2 separate regions of the Homo sapiens genome follow, and region 1 is linked to region 2. A link is a loop called in an ENCODE intact Hi-C map of the cell type or tissue named here. Cell type or tissue: heart left ventricle. All regions are shown on one strand. Links, peaks and the distances in the headings refer to the core of each region. The heading gives the core; the rest is flanking DNA.

Evidence for each region. A loop is a pair of places that touch in the nucleus more often than their neighbours do. Peaks named below come from ENCODE experiments on the same cell type or tissue, not always from the same donor. Only the 100,000 strongest peaks of a DNase experiment are listed, where the experiment ranks them.
Region 1: a loop joins it to region 2, with 4 times the contacts of the local background. A loop is called at or near these places in 48 of 110 quality-filtered maps.

Annotation. Positions count from the first base shown.
Region 1 is chr12:96,404,250-96,413,173 of GRCh38, reverse strand. No RefSeq gene overlaps it. Among named protein-coding and RNA genes, the nearest start is that of CDK17, 8.3 kb to the right of the region's middle. RefSeq lists an enhancer at 5,431-5,480. In heart left ventricle, for the core only: no CTCF peak of the experiment used is centred there; no DNase peak of the experiment used is centred there.
Region 2 is chr12:96,485,296-96,494,338 of GRCh38, reverse strand. It overlaps CFAP54 (cilia and flagella associated protein 54), which reads right to left and starts at 4,762. Exons shown (of 68, transcript NM_001306084.2): 1 at 4,413-4,762. The coding sequence starts at 4,729. RefSeq lists enhancers at 4,514-4,723, 8,798-8,937, 8,948-8,997 and a silencer at 4,614-4,908. In heart left ventricle, for the core only: CTCF peaks have their summits at 4,641 and 4,844; a DNase peak (open chromatin) is centred at 4,798; H3K4me3 peaks cover 937 bases; H3K27ac peaks cover 328 bases.

The DNA of each region.
Region 1 (8,924 bases), core at 925-8,924, 82 kb after region 2:
ACGTTTTGGGAAAGACTTTGCAGGGAGTTAGGGAAGGTTCACAAAACACAGGTCACAGAGTATTAGGCAGCCAACAAATAGAATAATCATGCAGACTCTATAGCAACAGGAACAAGTATTTACGATAATGACAAATGAAGAACATAATACAAATCTACCTGTATACTATTAAAGCATATATGAATATGAAATAAAGGCTAAAAAGAAATACTCCAAAATGATACAAGTTACTGTGTTGGAGTTGTAAAGTTATGGGCAATTTTCTTTCATTTCTAAATTTTTTTATGATGTTGCTAATGTATGATTTTAAAAGTGTTTACCAAAAAAAGATAAAAGGGGAAGAGATAAATTAATATTTTATATTATATGGGAAAAGTGGAAAGTTCTTAAAAACCTAATGACTTTTTCTTCCATTCTTCCTCTATCATCTTTTCAAAGTCTACTTAAAGCTTCTTCTCATTCCAGTTCATTCTCTGTTTTGAATAAAACTGATCAGTCCCCCTCAGGCTCAATTCCAGCATAGTTTGAGCCTGTTGTATTTTGCTAGCTTGGTGTCACTTGTGTGAACCATACAGACTTGTCTCAATCTGATTTGGAAGTATGTGACCTGCAGGAAAAAGCTGAGATATTCAGTTTGCAAAACAGCAAAAGGCAGGAATCAGATACAAAAAGAAAGGCAGTGTTTCTCAGGTAAGCAAATAAAAAACCTTGCATGTAGTTTTACTGTTAATAAACAATTAACATTTGAAGTAAATATGTCAGAAGCTATAGAACGAATAGAAATAGGTTGACTTCCTTCCAAATTCTGCTTTGTGCTAAGATATTTGGTCAAACTACATATTATGCATTCATTGAGGCCAAGGATTGCCACTTAAGGTACTGCTGCATTCTCTATAGCACTCAATGCTAGATTCCTAATTAGGCACCAGTAAGTGCTCATCAACTTGTCTCTTAAGCAATGTAACCTGCTTTGGTTTCCTACTCCTACCACTTCTCCCAGCTAGAAGTCCCCCTCTTCTACTGAGCAGCATATTCAAACTTTTATCTTAGGCTATTAGCTCTTTTTAAGTTATGGCCAGACCTTCTTCACCCCGATAGACACTAAGCCCTTTGAGGACTGGGACATTGCCTGTGTCATGTTTCCATTATTTACAGTGCCTGGTTCATTGTAGACATGAAATATAAATTGTTTGAAGGAATTCTTGAAGGAAATGGTAGTTGAAAAGTATATATGAGGCCGGGTGCGGTGGCTCATGCCTGTAATCCCAGCACTTGGGGAGGCCAAGCCGGGGGTGGATCACTTGAGGTCAGGAGTTCGAGACCGGCCTCGCCAATATGGTGAAACCCTGTCTGTACTAAAAATACAAAAATTAACTGGGCTTGGTGGCGCACACCTATGGTCTCAGCTACTTGGGAGGCTGAGGCAGGAGAATAGCTTGAACACAGGAGGCGGAGGTTGCAGTGAGCTGAGATTCACCACCGCACTCCAGCCTGGGCAACAGAGCAAGACTCTGTCTCAAAAAAAGTATATATGACAGTTAGATAACTTCTAGTTTCCAATCCTAAAATTGTTTGAGTTCCTCCGATAAAATAAATTTAGATTTATAGCTGTACTTGTAAATACAGGTTATAGAAAGCAGGTAAATAAGAATCTGTGGTTCAGGTGCTTTGGTCCCCTTACAGGAGAATCTTTTCAGATCACAAACGACATGTATTTTGTTCACAGTAGCTATTACTGACCCTTCATATTCCGAATGTTAGGTAATACTTATGATGAATAATACACTAAGAAATAAACATAGATTTTTTTTTTTGGCCTAAATGGGGCTGCAAATCTTCAAGCAAAAAATGTTTCTTTTTCTGCTTTACTTTTTGCTAAATATTGTAGTGCATCTCCATAGAAGACAGATGACTTCTTTTGAGCATTATAAACTCTGCCTTCCTAGATGCATTTTCTTCAAAGTATTTTTTTCCATGACTTTTGCAGTCATGGTGTGCGGGAGTGGAAGGAAGAACACTAACGTTTACTCATTGCCTGTAAAGTGCCAATTATTGGTGGGCACTTTTATATTTGGTGTCATGTTGAATCCTCATGAAAGGCCCTATGAGATACAAACATTTTACATATGAAGGAACTGAAGCTCAGGAAGATTAACTATCTTTCTCAATATCTTACAATTAATGGTGGAGCCCAGATCTAAACCCAGGCTCAGGTTCCTTTCACTATTTTTTTTTTTTTTTTTTAGAGACAGAATCTCACTCTGCTGTCCAGGCTGGAGTGCAGTGACACAATCATAGCTCATGGTAATCTTGAACTCCTGAGCTCAAGTGATCCTCCCGCCTCAATGTCCTGAGTAGCTGGGACTACGGGTGCAAGCCACTGCATCAGGCTAATTTTTTTTCTTTTTTAGAGACCAGGTCTTGGCATGTTACCCAGGGTAGTCTGGAACTTCTGGCCTCAAGCGATCCTACCACCTTGGCCTCCCAAAGTGCTAGGATTACAGGCATGAACCACAACACCTGTCCCACTTTGAATTCTATATTCTGCTGCATCATGCTAAAATTTTTTAGAACATTTATGTGAAATAAAAAAGGCCTGAAATATTTTATTCCATCATGCCTAGCAGTTGATAGAAAGTAGTAAAGGAATAAAGCATGATGCACAGACAGGCACTGACTACCTTATCAGTGGGTTCATTTAAAATGATGTGAATGATCCCAACATGTAAAATAACTTTTTATTTTATTTTATCTTATTTTTTATTTTTTCATTACACACCACGATTCTTCAAAAATCTTTTTAAACAGATTACATTACTAAGTGTTTTTTCTTAACACTATAAGAAAATGATCTTGTAAACAACACAAGTGGTCTTTGGAAATGTCTTTGCATTTGCAGAAGGCATCAGCACTTCTGATGCCTTCCAATCAAACTAGAATTTAAGGATGAGTAATTGTTATGAGCTCAAGAAAACAATTTTAATTGTGATTTATCTAATGACTTTGAGTATCAGGGTGCCCAAAGAAATAAGATATCCTACCTAATGGCAATTTTCTCCCTGCCTAGAAGGAAAGCACCTTTAATTGCACAGATGATCTACAGTTCAGACTAGGAATATAAAAAGAGGCAAATTTACATTAAATACACACATGAGATGGAACAATATCTCAAACTTTTCAGATTATTTCCACATTGAGGAAGTAGAGGGAGAAGGGAACTGACATTTATTGCATATTACAGTCTGCTTTAACAGGATATCCTGGATTTACCAGGTCAATATTTTACATAGAGTTAAGTAGGTTTCAGGCACGCCTCACTCACTGTTGCCCACTGCTACACTCTTGCACTACAGAGATAAAATGTCAAAAAAAATATTTTGGCTGGGCGCGCAGTGGCTCACGCCTATAATTCCAGACTTTGGGAGGCCAAGGCAGGCAGATCACGAGGTCAAGAGATCGAGACCATCCTGGCCAACATGGTGAAACCCCCTCTCTACTAAAAATACAAAAATTAGCTGGGTGTGGTGGCACGTGCCTGTAATCCCAGCTAATTGGGAGGCTGAAGCAGGAGAATCACTTGAACCCCGGAGATGGAGGTTGTGGTGAGCCAAGATCATGCCACTATACTCCAGCCTGGCGACAGAGCAAGACTCCATCTCAAAAAAAAGAAAAAAGAAGTATTTTTAAAGTATACTTATAGCTTATATTAACCTCTTCTTTGACCCTGAGGCTAGAAACCAACTATGGGTTAAGCGATGTGACTTCTATATAGATATACTTACAGAAAGCCCACATTTTTAACAGTGTGTTTTGAAAAATTCAGGCTTGTACAGACAGGTCAGATAATACAGTGGTTTCAAATGGCCATTAAACAGCACAGTGTTTTGGATCCCATTCTCTTTCTGTTTTTAACCGAAAGATTAACATGCAATAAACTGCACATCTTTAAAGTGTCCAGTTTGATAAGTGTACACCCATAAAGCCATCACCACAATGATTTAAAAAAGAGAACACATTTGTCATCCTCCACAAGTGTCATGCGCCTTGGTAATCCTTCCCTTCTTCAGACACAGGCAACCACTGATCTGCTTTTTGTCACTATATTTTGCATTTTCTATAGTTTTATAACAATGTAACCATACAGTGTGTGCTCTTTATTTGGTCTGACTTCTTTCGCTCAGCGTAATTATTTTGGGATTCATCCATGTTGTTGGATGTATCAGTAATTCATTCCTTTTTATTGCTGAGTAGTATCCTACAGTATCAACTTGTTTATCCCTTCACTTGTCCCTTTTTTTGTTTTGCCCTCCTATACTTGTCAAAATTTATACTTTCTCTAATTTTCTTTTTTTCTCTTTTTTTTTTTTGAGACGGAGTCTCGCTTTGCCTCCCATGGTGGAGTGCAGTGGTGTGATCTCAGCTCACTGCAACCTCTGTCTCCCGGGTTCAAGCAATTCTCCTGCCTCAGCCTCCCAAAAAGCTGGGATTACAGGCGCCCACCACCATGCCAGGCTAATTTTTGTATTTTTAGTAGAGACAGGGTTTCACCATGTTGGCCAGGCTGGTTTCGAACTCCTGACCTCAAATGATCTGCCCATCTCAGCCTCCCAAAGTGCTGGGATTACAGGCATGAGCCACTACGCCCGGCCCTCTCTGATTTTCAATTTCTGATTATGCCCTTGGCATTTACCCATGTATAGTGGACACCAGTGGTTTCTGACCGTCGTGCATTCCACCCCACACCTGTTACTTCTGCTAGAAGCACCCTCCACTCCTTTGGACAACTGCGTCTTCCCCATTCCATGTAGTCTGGTGGGACCCTTCTGATTAGTATGATGCAGGCCAATCAGAGTCTTTCCTTGGAATTTTCTAAATGGACCTCCTTCCCCTTGGATTAGGAACTGTGAAGGTGTGATCTCAGAGCTGTCAGTGAACTTATAAAGAATGAGGTTGGCACATAGACAGAAGCCCAGATGAAAGACAATCTTCCTGAATCTGGCTAGTGATAAAGCCCACTCATCCCTGGCTTCCTGCATTTTAATTAAGTGGGTGCCCCGCATCCACCACCCTAGTTATGGTAAAAGCACCTGTTTCTTGTTTTGGGAGGACCGCCCTTCCCATACTCTCAGCACATGTGATTCAGCTGAGGCAGACTCCACCCTGTCTTTGGGGTTAAGCATATGTCCAGGCCCTAGCCAATCACTCATCTGCCTTGGCCACAGTGACAGTCAGTGATTTAAGCTGAGCTAAATAAAGCTAATATTTGTGCTACTAAAGATGTTACTCCCTTTTTCCTTTGGGACTTGAACCTAGAAGCTTAGAGCTATAAATATTACAGACATCTTTTGACCTAATGGGTGGAGAGCCAAGGCCACCAAAAGCAGAACTGAAAGGAGAGGAACCAGGTTCTGATGACATCGGGACAGCTGTTGGCTAAGATGACCTTAAAGTCTGCGCCATCCCTAGTCTTTTTTTTTTTTTCTTGAGACAGAGTCTTGCTCTGTCACCTGTGCTGGAGTACAGTGGCGTGATCTCAGCTCACTGCAACCTCCACCTCCCAGGTTCAAGCAATTCTCCTGTCTCAGCCTCCTGAGTAGCTGGGACTACTGGCGCATGCCACCATGCCCAGCTAATGTTTGTATTTTTAGTAGAGAAGGGGTTTCACCATATTGGTCAGGCTGGTCTCGAACTCCTGACCTCAGGTAATCCACCCACCTCGGCTTCCCAAGGTGCTGGGAATTACAGGCGTGAGCCACCACACCCGGCCCCTAGTCTTTTCAATCACACAACAACAAAATCCCCTTTCTGTATTGTTTGAGTTGTTATTCATGTCACTTACAACAGAAAAACTTGAGATACAATGCATTACATTCATTATCTTATTTAATCCTTACAACCTGGCAAGTAAACTGTTAACCCAATTTTACATATGGAGAAACTTTTAGTTAAGTAATTTAGCAAAATCTCATGGTGACAAAATTAGGACTCCCATCCAATCCAACTGATTGCAAAGCCCTATTACTATGCAATGTTCCTTCAGGGCTAGAACCCTGACCTGCTTAATTTATGCTTTTCTACTCTTTCTTTCTATTACATGAAGCTTAACACTAACAACATCTGCAGCTTTCTTATTGCTGAAATAAAACTTGTATAAGACTTAATTCTCCCTTTTCCCTGCTTCTTACCTTTTTTGTCTTCTTTCCCCTCTTCCTCGTTTTTTATTTTTCCATTTTTCCAATATCTATATTCCAAATATTTGCTCTAGTCTTCTTCACAGATCATATCAATTCTAGGATGGTCCTGGGAGTCATGTAGGCTAGGGCAAGGCAAAGTTAGTTTACTGAAATTTGCACTTCTGAACTACTAATACTAGAAGACTACAAATCAGTCCTATCAGCTTACCTAAAAGCATATCACTGGGCCAGATTTCAAAGATGACAAACCATCCCTCCCTTCTCCCATTAAAAGGATGAAAAGGTGCCGGGCACAGTGGCTCACACCTGTGATCCCAGCACTTTGGGAGGCCGAGGCGGGTGGATCACCTGAGGTCAGGAGTTCGAGACCAGCCTGACCAACATGGAGAAACCCCCGTCTCTACTAAAAATACAAAAATTAGCCGGGCATGGTGGTGGGCACCTGTAATCTCAGCTACTCTGGAGGCTGAGGCAGGAGAATCTCTTGAACCCGGAAGGTGGGGGTTGTAGTGAGCCAAGATCACGCCATTGCATTCCAGCCTGGGCAACAAAAGCAAAATTACATCTCAAAAAAAGGAAAAAAAAAAAGGATGAAAAGGCCAGGCGCGGTGGCTCACGCCTGTAATCCCAGCAGATTGGTTGGCCAAGGCGGGTGGATCACCTGAGGTCTGGAGTTTGAGACCAGCCTGACCAACATGAAGAAACCCCATCTCTACTAAAAATACAAAATTAGCTGAGCGTGGTGATGCATGCCTGTAATCCCAGCTACTTGAGAGGCTGAGGCAGGAGAACTGCTTGAACCTGGGAGGCAGAGGTTGTGGTGAGCCGAGATTGCACCATTGCACTCCAGCCTGGGCAACAAGAGTGAAACTCTGTCTCAAAAAAAAAAAAAAAAAAAAAAAAAAAAGGATGAAAAAGGCCAGGCGAGGGGGCTCACGCCAGTAATCCCAGCAATTTGGGATGCAGAGGTGGGCAGATCATTTGAGGTCAGAAGTTTGAGACCAGCCTGGCCAACATACTGAAATCCTGCCTCTACCAAAAATTAGCTGTGTGTGGTGGCAGTCACCTGCAATCCCAGCTATTTGGGAGGCTGATGCAGGAGAATCACTAGAACCCAGGTGGCGGAGCTTGAAGTGAGCCGAGATCACACCACTGCTCTCCAACCTGGGTGACAGAGGGAGACTCCGTCTCAAAAGAAACAAAAGATGAAAAGATGAAAAAAGATAGTGATAATTCCCACAAGCTCCTGGGGAAATGGCCAGTTGCCACATTCTTCTTCTTCTCAACCTGCTTAAGAAGGGAAAACCTATACTGCCCCAGTTCCCACTTTCCAACTTTTTTTTTTTTTAAGCAAGACATTTGTTAAAGCTTAAAGATGACTTCATCACACCTGTAATCCCAGCACTTTGGGAGGCCGAGGCAGGTGGATCACTAGAGGTCAGGAGTTCGAGACCAGCCTGGCCAACATGGTGAAACTCCGTCTCTATTAAAATACAAAAATTAGCCAGGCGTGGTGGCGGGCACCTGTAGTCCCAGCTACTCTTGAGGCTGAGGCAGGAGAATTGCTTGAACCTGGAAGGTGGAGGTTGCAGTGAGTCGAGATTGTGACACTGCACTCCAGCCTGGGTAACAGAGCGAGACTCCATCTCAAAATCTCAAAACAAAACAAAACAAAACAAAAACAAAAACAAAAAACAATGGCTTCATGTTATGCTTCATTTTTTTTTAAAAAGCTCAAATAAACTTTAAATGTATTGTATTTGATTAAGACCCACATCTGGTTTTTCTCAGAGGCAGAACATCAATCTAGTTAAGAGGTATTGATATTACATTTAAAAAAGAAATGAAGAAAAAACTAGTTAATCCCATCTTAATCTCATAATAGAGACGTGTATGCAGTCTTACTGGAAGCCTGGAAACTAACTCTCCCTAAGCATTTTGTCAGCAACTAGAGAAAACTTTCATTTCAAAATAAAATGTTTGAAAATTTTGTCCCCCTTAACTGCCAAGATTCAGTTTGGTTCCTGGATTCATTTCCCTTGTAAGGACACATGACATCACTCTGCTGAAAGCTTTTTATAACGCTCCCTGGACGAGACCAAATGTCTCAGATGTTATTCATCCTCTAGGGTTAAATCTGGTACACCAAATTTGAAATTTTACATGTAAATAGGGAAGAAATTTTCCCTCCCCAAATTTGTAACTTGTAAATCTATGGAGGTATTCTGATAATATCAAATAGATCTGCTCTGTAAAATCTCTACCATTAAGCTTTAAGTGACAGGGTACAACTGTATCATTATGCAATGGTATATAGCTGTTTTGCAGGTGTTGGGATGGTACAAAATATTAAAAATAAATGTTAAGGCCTGGCTAGATGTTTCATTTTTGAAGCAGGTTTTAAAAAGCCTTTGACAAAACTCCTTTCTTGCCTACAGCTTCATTTTTGCCAAATGTAAAATTATTTTGCTATTGGGGGAAAATTGTTGATTGCTGTCCTTAGCTTAATTTGCTTTATTCTTCTTGCAAAACAAGCAAACAAACACACAGACTTCCTATATGATTCAGCCTAGTAAAACAGGGAATGAACCCAGACAAAAAGTGTTTTTTCTATTTGGTCAGTAATCTAATTTCTTTGAGAATTTTTAAGGAATATGAAATAATTAGAAATAGTCCAGAAATTCAGACATATGGAAAATTGTTTTGTAAACAAAGCTATGTATTGATGTT
Region 2 (9,043 bases), core at 356-8,355:
ACAGAGTGAGACTGTCTCAAAAAAAAAAAAATTACATAAGGGTAATCCTTTGCCAAAACTACCCAATGGAATAAATGCAAACTCTTTAAAATGGCCTCTAAAACCTTCCAAAGTCCTATTATTCCCCTAAATCTCACCTCATACTGTTGTACCTCTTTCACTCTGCTTCTGCTAAATGGGATTCTGTCCATTCCTCCGAAGTAGGAATGGATCTGTTCTGCCAAGGATCTTCCTGCATTTTTGTCCCCCTATTCATCCTCTCTGTTTGGCTAGTCAAATCCCAGGTGTCCTTCTAATCTCAGCTTAATGGCACCTCCCTTACCAATCATTCGAAAGCAAGTCCCCACTACATTCTCTTTAAGCCTCTGCTTTAAGTGTCATCTACTTCTGACCACCTTATTGAAAATTGCAACTTCCTATCTTCCACTCCATAACCTCTTCTCTTTTTCTTTTTCTTTTTAATTTCTAATGGGAATAGATTATCTTCTTTTTCTCTCTAGCATTTATCATTTCTTTGTTTTGTTTTTTTGTTTGTTTGTTTGAGACGGAGTCTCACTCTGTCGCCTGGGCTGGAGTGCACTGGCGCGATCTTGGCTCAATGCAACCTCCACTTCCCAGGTTCAAGTGATTCTCCTGCCTCGGCCTGCCGAGTAGCTGGGATTACAGGCGCCCACCACCACGCCCGACTAATTTTTTGTATTTTTAGTAGAGACAGGGTTTCACTATGTTGGCCAGGCTGGTCTCAAATACCTGACCTCGTGATCCAGCCTCTCAAAGTGCTGGGATTGCAGGCGTGAGCCACCGCACCCAGCTGCATTTATCATTCCTAAATTACCATAAAATACACATAATTGATGTTTATTGTCTAGTTCCCTCTCTAGACTATAAAGTCTGAGAAGGCAGAGACTTTTGTCTGGTTCACTGCTGTATCCAGAGTGCCTAGTAGGAAGCCTGACACATATAAGTGCTCAGCAGTTACTTTCATAGCATTTGTTGTTTGTGAATTGACTAATGACTCATTGAACATCTATCTCCCTCTCTAGACTATAAGCTCCATGAATACTGACTCCCATATCTATTTTGTTCACCACTGTGTAACCAGTGTCAAGTACATTTCCTCACACATAGCAGGCACTCAGTAAAAATTATTGTATAAATAAAGGCCAAAATTGTGTGAGAGGTTGGACTGTTAAGGCACATGTCAATCCAATGCTTGTGATTCTTATAGTCTTGTTAAAGATGGCGCAGATTCTGTACTTATAGACTGGCCCATGTCTACTTTCCTATATGTAATAGTCACAATTACTGAGAATATAAGGATAATAACTCTTTTTTTTTTTTTTTGAGACAGAGTCTCATTCTGTCATCCAGGGTGGAGTGCAGTGGCATGATCTCGGCACACTGGCAACCTCCACCTCCTGGGTTCAAGAGATTCTCATGCCTCAGCCTCCTGAGTAGCTGGGATTACAGGCACACACCACCACGCCCGGCTAATTTTTGTATTTTTTAGTAGAGACAGAGTTTTGCCATGTTGGCCAGGCTGATCTTGAACTCCTGACTGCAGGTGATCTGCCTGCCTCAGCCTCCCAGAGTGCTGGGATTACAGGCGTAAGCCACTGCACCAGGCCAAGGATAATAACTCTTGAATCCTTTCAATACTAAATATTTATTGAATGTTTATTATGTCCCAACCCCCAGGCTAAGTGCCAGAAATACAGCAATGAAAAAGAAACACATCCAAAGTCACCAGGGAGCTTACATCCTAATGAGACAGACAATACACAAGAAAACAAATCGATTAAAAAATATAAACCTATGAGTGAATCTGCATTCGATAGGAAAGGCCACTCTAAGGAGGTGACAACTGAGCTGAGGCCTGAAAAAAGGAGCCAGATTTTTGAAAAGCTTGGGGAAGAACATTCAGACAACAAAGATGGCAAATATAAAGGCTCTGGGGTGAGAAACAGTAGGACCTGTTTCTCTGGAAAGTCCTGAGAGAGAAGTGAGGGATGAGCTGAGCTCAGAAAGGCAGGCAGGGTCAACACCTCAGCCCCTGGAGAGTATCAGAATTCTTAAGTTTATTCCAAAAGCAATGGGAAGCAATAGAAAGACTTTAGATAAGATTTGTAAAGATCATCCTGACTGCTAGGTGAAGGATAGATTGGAGACAGAGTGGCTGCAGGGAAAATGTGAAATGGTGGTGGTTTGGACTGGAACGCTGGTAGTGGAGATGGGGAGATGAAGTTCAAAGATAAAAACCATTTAAATATAAATGTATAAGCCGGGCAAGGTGGCTCATGCCTGTAACCTCAGCAATCTTGGAGGCCAAGGCGGGTGGATCACCTGAGGTCAGGAGTTTGAGACCAGCCTGGCCAACATGGCGAAACCCCATCTCTACTAAAAATACAAAAATTAGCCGGGCGTGGTAGCAGGCACCTGTAGTCCCAGCTACTCAGAAGGCTGAGGCACAAGAATCGCTTAAACCTGGGAGGCAGAGGTTGCAGTAAGCTGAGATCGCAGCAGTACACTCCAGCCTGGGGTACAGAGTGAGACTCCCTATCAATAAATAAATAAATAAAGCATATAGAGTAGGTATATAATGGGCTTTCCTTGGTCAATTCTTGGTTCTCATCTTACTTGGCCAGTCAGCAGAATTTGCCACAGTTGATCATTCCTTTCTTCCTGAAATACTTTCTCTACCTGCTTCTAGTACACCAGGCACTTAATGGTTTTCCACTGGCCCCTCCTCCTTAGTCTCTGTTGGTTTCTTCTTATTGCCTCTCCCTGTCCATGCTGGAGCATCCCAGGGCTCAATCCTTGGACTCTTCCCTTCTCCATTTACACACACACTCCCTTAGCTATTCATCAAGTGTCATCATTTAAATATCATATGAATCCCAAATGTATATCTCATCTGACTTCCAGATTCAAATGTCCAACTACCTACATAGTAGCTCCACCTGGATGCTGAATCACATCTCAATTTTTATAAAAGTAAACTCTTGATCTCCCTCCCTCTTGCTCTTCCCACAATACAATTCCACCCCAGGTCTTTCCCATCTGCCATTCTCCCTGTGTGACCTACTTTTTGCACAAAAATCCTCATCAATTGCTCCCATATCTTTCTCATCTTTCTCAAAAGCAACTTTTCCTGACCTTCCCTAACCAGGCTTCTCACCACCCCATTTAAAATTGCAACACTCAGGCCAGGCGCAGTAGCTCATGCCTGTAATCCAATACTTTGGGAGGTCAAGGTGGGAGGATCCCTTGAGCCCCCAAGTTCAAGGTTTCAGTGAGCCAGGATTGAGCCACTGCACAACAGCCTGTGCAAGAGTGAGACCCTGTCTCAAAAAAAAAAGATAAAATTGCAACATTCATCTCATATCCTCCAACACCATTCCCTGTTCTATTTTTCTCCCTAGCAGTCATCTCCTTGTAAGATTATTTACTTACATATTTGTTTAGTGGTTGTTTATACCCACAAAAACATATGCTCTATAAGGACATGGATTCTTATATGTTTTGTTAACTTGATGTTTTCCTAGTTCCTTGAACAGCACTTGATATACAGTATGTGCTCAATAAATAGTTGTTATATGCATAAATAAAAAATATTTTATTTTATTTATTTATTATTATTATTTTTTGAGAAGGAGTCTTGCTCTGTCGCCCAGGCTGGAGTGTAGTGGCGCGATCCCAGCTCACTGCAACCTCTGCCTCCCGGGTTCAAGCAATTCTCCTGCCTCAGCCTCCTGAGTAGCTGGGAGTACAGGCATGTGCCACCATGCCCAGCTAATTTTCGTATTTTGTATTCATGTATAAATTTTTGGCTCGCTCAAGGGTTTCACAACTTTCCATGTTATGAGTATATAAATTTGTATATGGAGAAAAAGGAATAACTTCGAGGTAGCTCAGGTTCATGAAGCTAGCTCTTGATACAATGAAGTATGTCATCCTGTGAACATGTGCACTTTAATTCCTTCTTATATTGCTATTAGGATTACAGTGACTTTTTCTTAATTTTGCTATTCATTCTGCGCAACTGTTTGCCTTTTTGGGAGTTCTATCACCATGTTATTACTGCAAACTGCGAACTCTTTTTAAGGTTCTTTCCTGCTTATGTTACCATCTTTCTTTTCTGGTCAAATAACAAATGGTGAGTTATGAAACATTTCTGTGTAGATTTTTATTTTGACCTGAGCAGGAAGCCAAGATATAACAGCTCCCAGGAATTAAGGATTGTTAAGAGCGACGAGTCTCCACTTCTTAAACTTTGTCTCTCCTGGGCCCTTCAGCCAGCCCCTGCGTCCGCAACGCTGAACCATCTCTGGGGCCACCACCTGCATCCTCCAGCCCTTTCCAGGGGTCCCTCCTCTGGCCGGCGCCCTCCCCAGTGCCCCGCCAGCGCTTACCAACGCCGGCGGAATTCGTGCTTCTCTTCCTCCGTGGTGGCTAAAGCCTTCTTTTTCCTCATAAAGCCTAACAACTCCTGGATCTCCTTCTCACAAGAGGCCAGGAGCGGGTTTTTCGCGTCCAGCGGCCCATAAAACACGGCTAGGGGCAATGAGTCCTCGGGGCAGGTCCACTGAAGCAGCGAGCTCCGGGAGCTCCCCTTCGACTCTGGGGGCGACCTCGAAGTCGCGGTGGAGGTCGGCGGCAGTTCTGGCAGAGACCCCGAGGTGGTAGAGTCGTCTGACGGAGAGCTCGAGGGGGAGCCCTGCGCCGCCATATTGACGCGCCCCGGCCCGCCTGGAGTATGTGTACACGCGGTTGCCTGGCGACGGTCTCGTGGCAACCGGGCATCCCGCGCGCATTCCGAGAAACACAGCGGCCCCTGGAGGGCAGAGCGAGAAAGAACCAGGTCCAGAAAACAATGATGCTCCTGAGGGCGTTGCCTGGTTGTGCGCTGGCACCGCTGTATGAAATGCGAACAGAGAATGTTCTGAGCAGAGCGCTGGCGAATATTAGAGCCAAAAATTTAAGGTCACAAATCCAGACTATACTCTTTATCCATGTTGGCCACTTAATAACGATAATGATGACGACCATGACCATTAACGTGTGTCAGGCATTAAGCATTTGAAACATGTACTTTCATTTATCTCATTTAATCATCATAACTACTTTACAACTTAGGATACTATTAGTATATCCATCTCACAGTTTAGGAAACCAAAGCTCAAGGAGGTTAAGTCATTTGACAAAAGTCAGCGTACAACCGTAGTGTCAGCGACCAGGTCCTCCAAAGGGAACTTGTGACTCCAAAGCCTGTGCTCAAAATGAATAGGCTGTATTGATCACTCCCCAAAACAAAGCTTATTAATCAAATTGAAATTAGAGAAATATCTGACAAGCAGTTTAAGAATCAAATACAGTTGGCCCTCCAAATCTCGGGTTCTTCATCTGTGGATTCAAGCAACTCCAGATTGTAAATATTCAGAACAAAATTAGAAATAACAATACAACAATAAAAATAACACAAAATACAACTATTTACATGGCATTTATACTGTATTAGGTATTACTAGTTATCTAGAGATGATTTAAAACATCCTGAAGGATGTGCACAAATTATATGCAAATACTACAGCATTTCATATCAGAGGCTTGAGCATCCACAGATTTTGGTATCTGCGGGTGTCATGGAACTAGTCCCCCACAGATAGCCAGGGAGTACTGAATATGCAGCTGATCCATTCTCTTTCCTCTATTTGTACCTTGAGGTCTGTAACTGTGGACATGATGTCTATGCCTCTAATAATTATGATTACATCTATTTATGCACATTCCAGCCTTACTTTAATTATCTCTGTATTCTAAATTAATGTGCATTTTGCTCAACCTTAACCATAGGACATTAATACATACTAGTGGCCTGAAGTGTTAACTCTCAAAATACTTTGCATTTTAAACAGGGCTTTTAGGAGACTTTACTTCTGATGGGGAAACTACAGACCTCCAGGGAAATACTTGGGGAGTTTATTCTTAGCCTGTGTATTATAGGCAAAAGTCAGAGTTAAATTTATTAAAGTATGAGTATTGAGAAAATGGAGAACCTTCTTTTCTATAAATTATGCAACACAATAAATTATCTAAGAGAAGAACCAGAAATATTTGGTGGCTTAGAAAAATCAGTCTTTAACCCTGAAAATTGTTACCAGTTCTATCACACTTAAATAAAGACAGTGACCCTAACACCCTGTGAACCCAATTTTCCATTTCAGACTAAGAAGCTTATTGGACCACAGCCTGATATCTTTCAAGTCTGACCTAATTTTATGCAGGCTCTGTGGGCCTGTGCTAATTTGTGAGGCTGGCCTAATATGTCATGTCTACTGTACCCTAATATTCTTTGAAGGAAAATAATTTTGCTCATCGGCACAGTTAATTATAGCCAGAGAAACTTCCTGGCAAGCAGTGAGACGCAATGACACCTCACTGTAGGAGTCCAATTCTCTAATCAGGATGTAGATATCATCCTTTGATCAACAAAGATTTTATCTTGTTCTCTAAGTGAACAACAAAAATTGTAAGGCTTTAAAGAATGTAGTCCTAGAGAAATAATCACTGGGCATTTACAAAAATATTAATAGACATTTTTAAAAGTCGGCTTGGTAAATTCTCTTTTTTCTCATCTTTTTCTTGCTCTAACATGGCAGACTTGTCCATTGCAGATCAAAAACTGGTGTAATTTGCCACTGAGTGCTATCTATTATATTGATGAAAGTGAAACAGCAGGATAAAATTAATTAAAGTGGTCACAGAAAAGGAAAGAAAAAAATAAAAGACAAAGTGGTGTTTTTCCTTCTAATCTGGCTACTGTCACAAACAAACTTTATCATAGGGCAGACACTTGTATTTCAAAGTCACTGGTAAAAGAAAATGTGACTAAGCAAATTCAAATACCTGAATTATGAAACATTGCATCTTAGTCACTTTCCCCCTTGCACACACTAAAGCTAACAATGCTTAACTTGCAGTAGTTTTTGGAAGCTTGTCTGAATATTTAAATGGGTGTTATATTCTGAATCATCATTATGATAAGATGGAAGTTTACATTTTATTTAGTTTAAATTAAATTGGCTGGGTGTCGTGGCTCACGCCTGTAATCCCAGCACTTCAGGAGGCTCAGGTGGGCGAATCACTTGACGTCAGGAGTTCGAGACCAGCCTAGCCAACATGTTGAAATCCCGTCTCTACTGAAAACACAAATATTAGCTGGGCGTGGTGTCGGACACCTGTAATCCCAGCTACTCAGGAGACTGAAGCAGGAGAATCGCCTGAACCCGGGAGGTGGAGGTTGCAGTGAGCCGAGATCATGCCACTTCACTCCAGCCTTAGCGACAGAGCTAGACCCCATCTCAAAATAAATAAATAAATAAATAAATAAATAAATAAATAAATAATAAAAATAAAATAAATAAATTGAATTTGAGGCATTTTTAACATTTTAGAGGTGTTATCTTCCTTGTAATTAGATGCAGCCATTATAATATCTTTCTCTTTCCTTGTCACTTTGCTTTATTCTTCTCACTGTAATGAAAGAATGGAGCTGTGCAACTACTGTGTCTGACAAGCCTAAGTACTGTAAATAGCTTCCTTATAAATAATGTAAATTGCTATTTCTTATAATTAACATCTTCGCAGGCTGCAGGGAAGCTTTTTGCCCATTCGAAAGTCTTTTTTATCTAAAGCTACTGACTGTTAAAGAATATGCAAGGTTAGTGCTCTTTCAATTCTCAATTTAGTTGTTAATCATTTGGACTATCCCAAATAGATACAATATATATGATCTACCTAATATGTAGACTTTTTAAAACTTCTTCATCCATTTATTCAGATAAATGCAACCATTTTGTTAGTGTCCATACAAGGCATAGATGAACCCATACATTCCCTACAGGAAGCAGATAACACAAACTCAAATAATCATAATTAAAAGGCATGCTATGGATTAGCTGGACATGGTGGCATGTGCCTGTAATCCCTGCTACTTAGGAGGCTGAGGCAGGAGAATCACTTGATCCCAGGAGGCGAGGTTGCAGTGAGCCGAGATCGCGCCACTGCACCCCAGGCTGGGTGACAAAGTGAGACTCCATCTCAAAGAAAAAAAAAAAAAAGGAAAAGAAAAAGAAAGAAAGAGAGAAAAGAAAGAAAGAAAGAAAGAAAGAAAGAAAGAAAGAAAGAAAGAAAGAAAGAAAAGAAAAGAGAAAAGAAAGGAAAGGAAAGGAAAAGAAAAGAAAAGAAAAAAGAAAAGAAAAGGCATGCTGTGGAATGTGCTGTGAGAAAGGTTTTAAGAAATGTGGGACCGCCAGGTGTGGTCACTCACGCCTGTGATCTCAATACTTTGGGAGGCCGAGGTGGGTGGATTGCTTGAGGCCAGGAGTTTGAGACCAGCCTGGGCAACACAGTGAGACCCTGTCTCTGATTTTTAAAAAAAATTTTTTTAATTAGCCTGGCATGGTCACATGCACCTGAAATCCCAGCTACTCAAGAGGCTGAGGCAGAAAGATCACTTGAGCCAGGAGTTTGAGGCTGCAGTGAGCTATAATCACCCCACTGTATTCCAGTCTGAGCTACAGAGCAAGATCTTTTCTCAAAAAAAAGAGAGAGGAGGGGAGGGGCAGGGGAGGGGAGGGCAAGGGGGAAGGAAGACTGTGGGAGTTCTAAGATGAATCTCGGAACTGGAAAGAGAACAGAGAATTCTAGAGGAGATGATGTTTTAGCCCCAGACCGTAAATGCCTCTCACTCACAGAAAGACCCTTGCAACAAGCATTTACCTTCTTCCCATGGTAACCTAGCACCCAAATCTGGCACCTGGCACAGAGTACAGCTCAATACATCTTTGTTGGAATGAGCAAATGAAGAAAAAGAAAAAAAAAGATGAAGAGCATTTAGAAGGATATGCCTGACTGAGAGAAAAGCCTGAGTAAGGTACAAAGCCATAAACACATACAGCAAGTCTAAATAAACAAGCTGTCTAGTGTGGTGAGCCACAGGCTGCCATAGATCCGGAGGCAGAAGATGAGGCAGAAAGGGAAG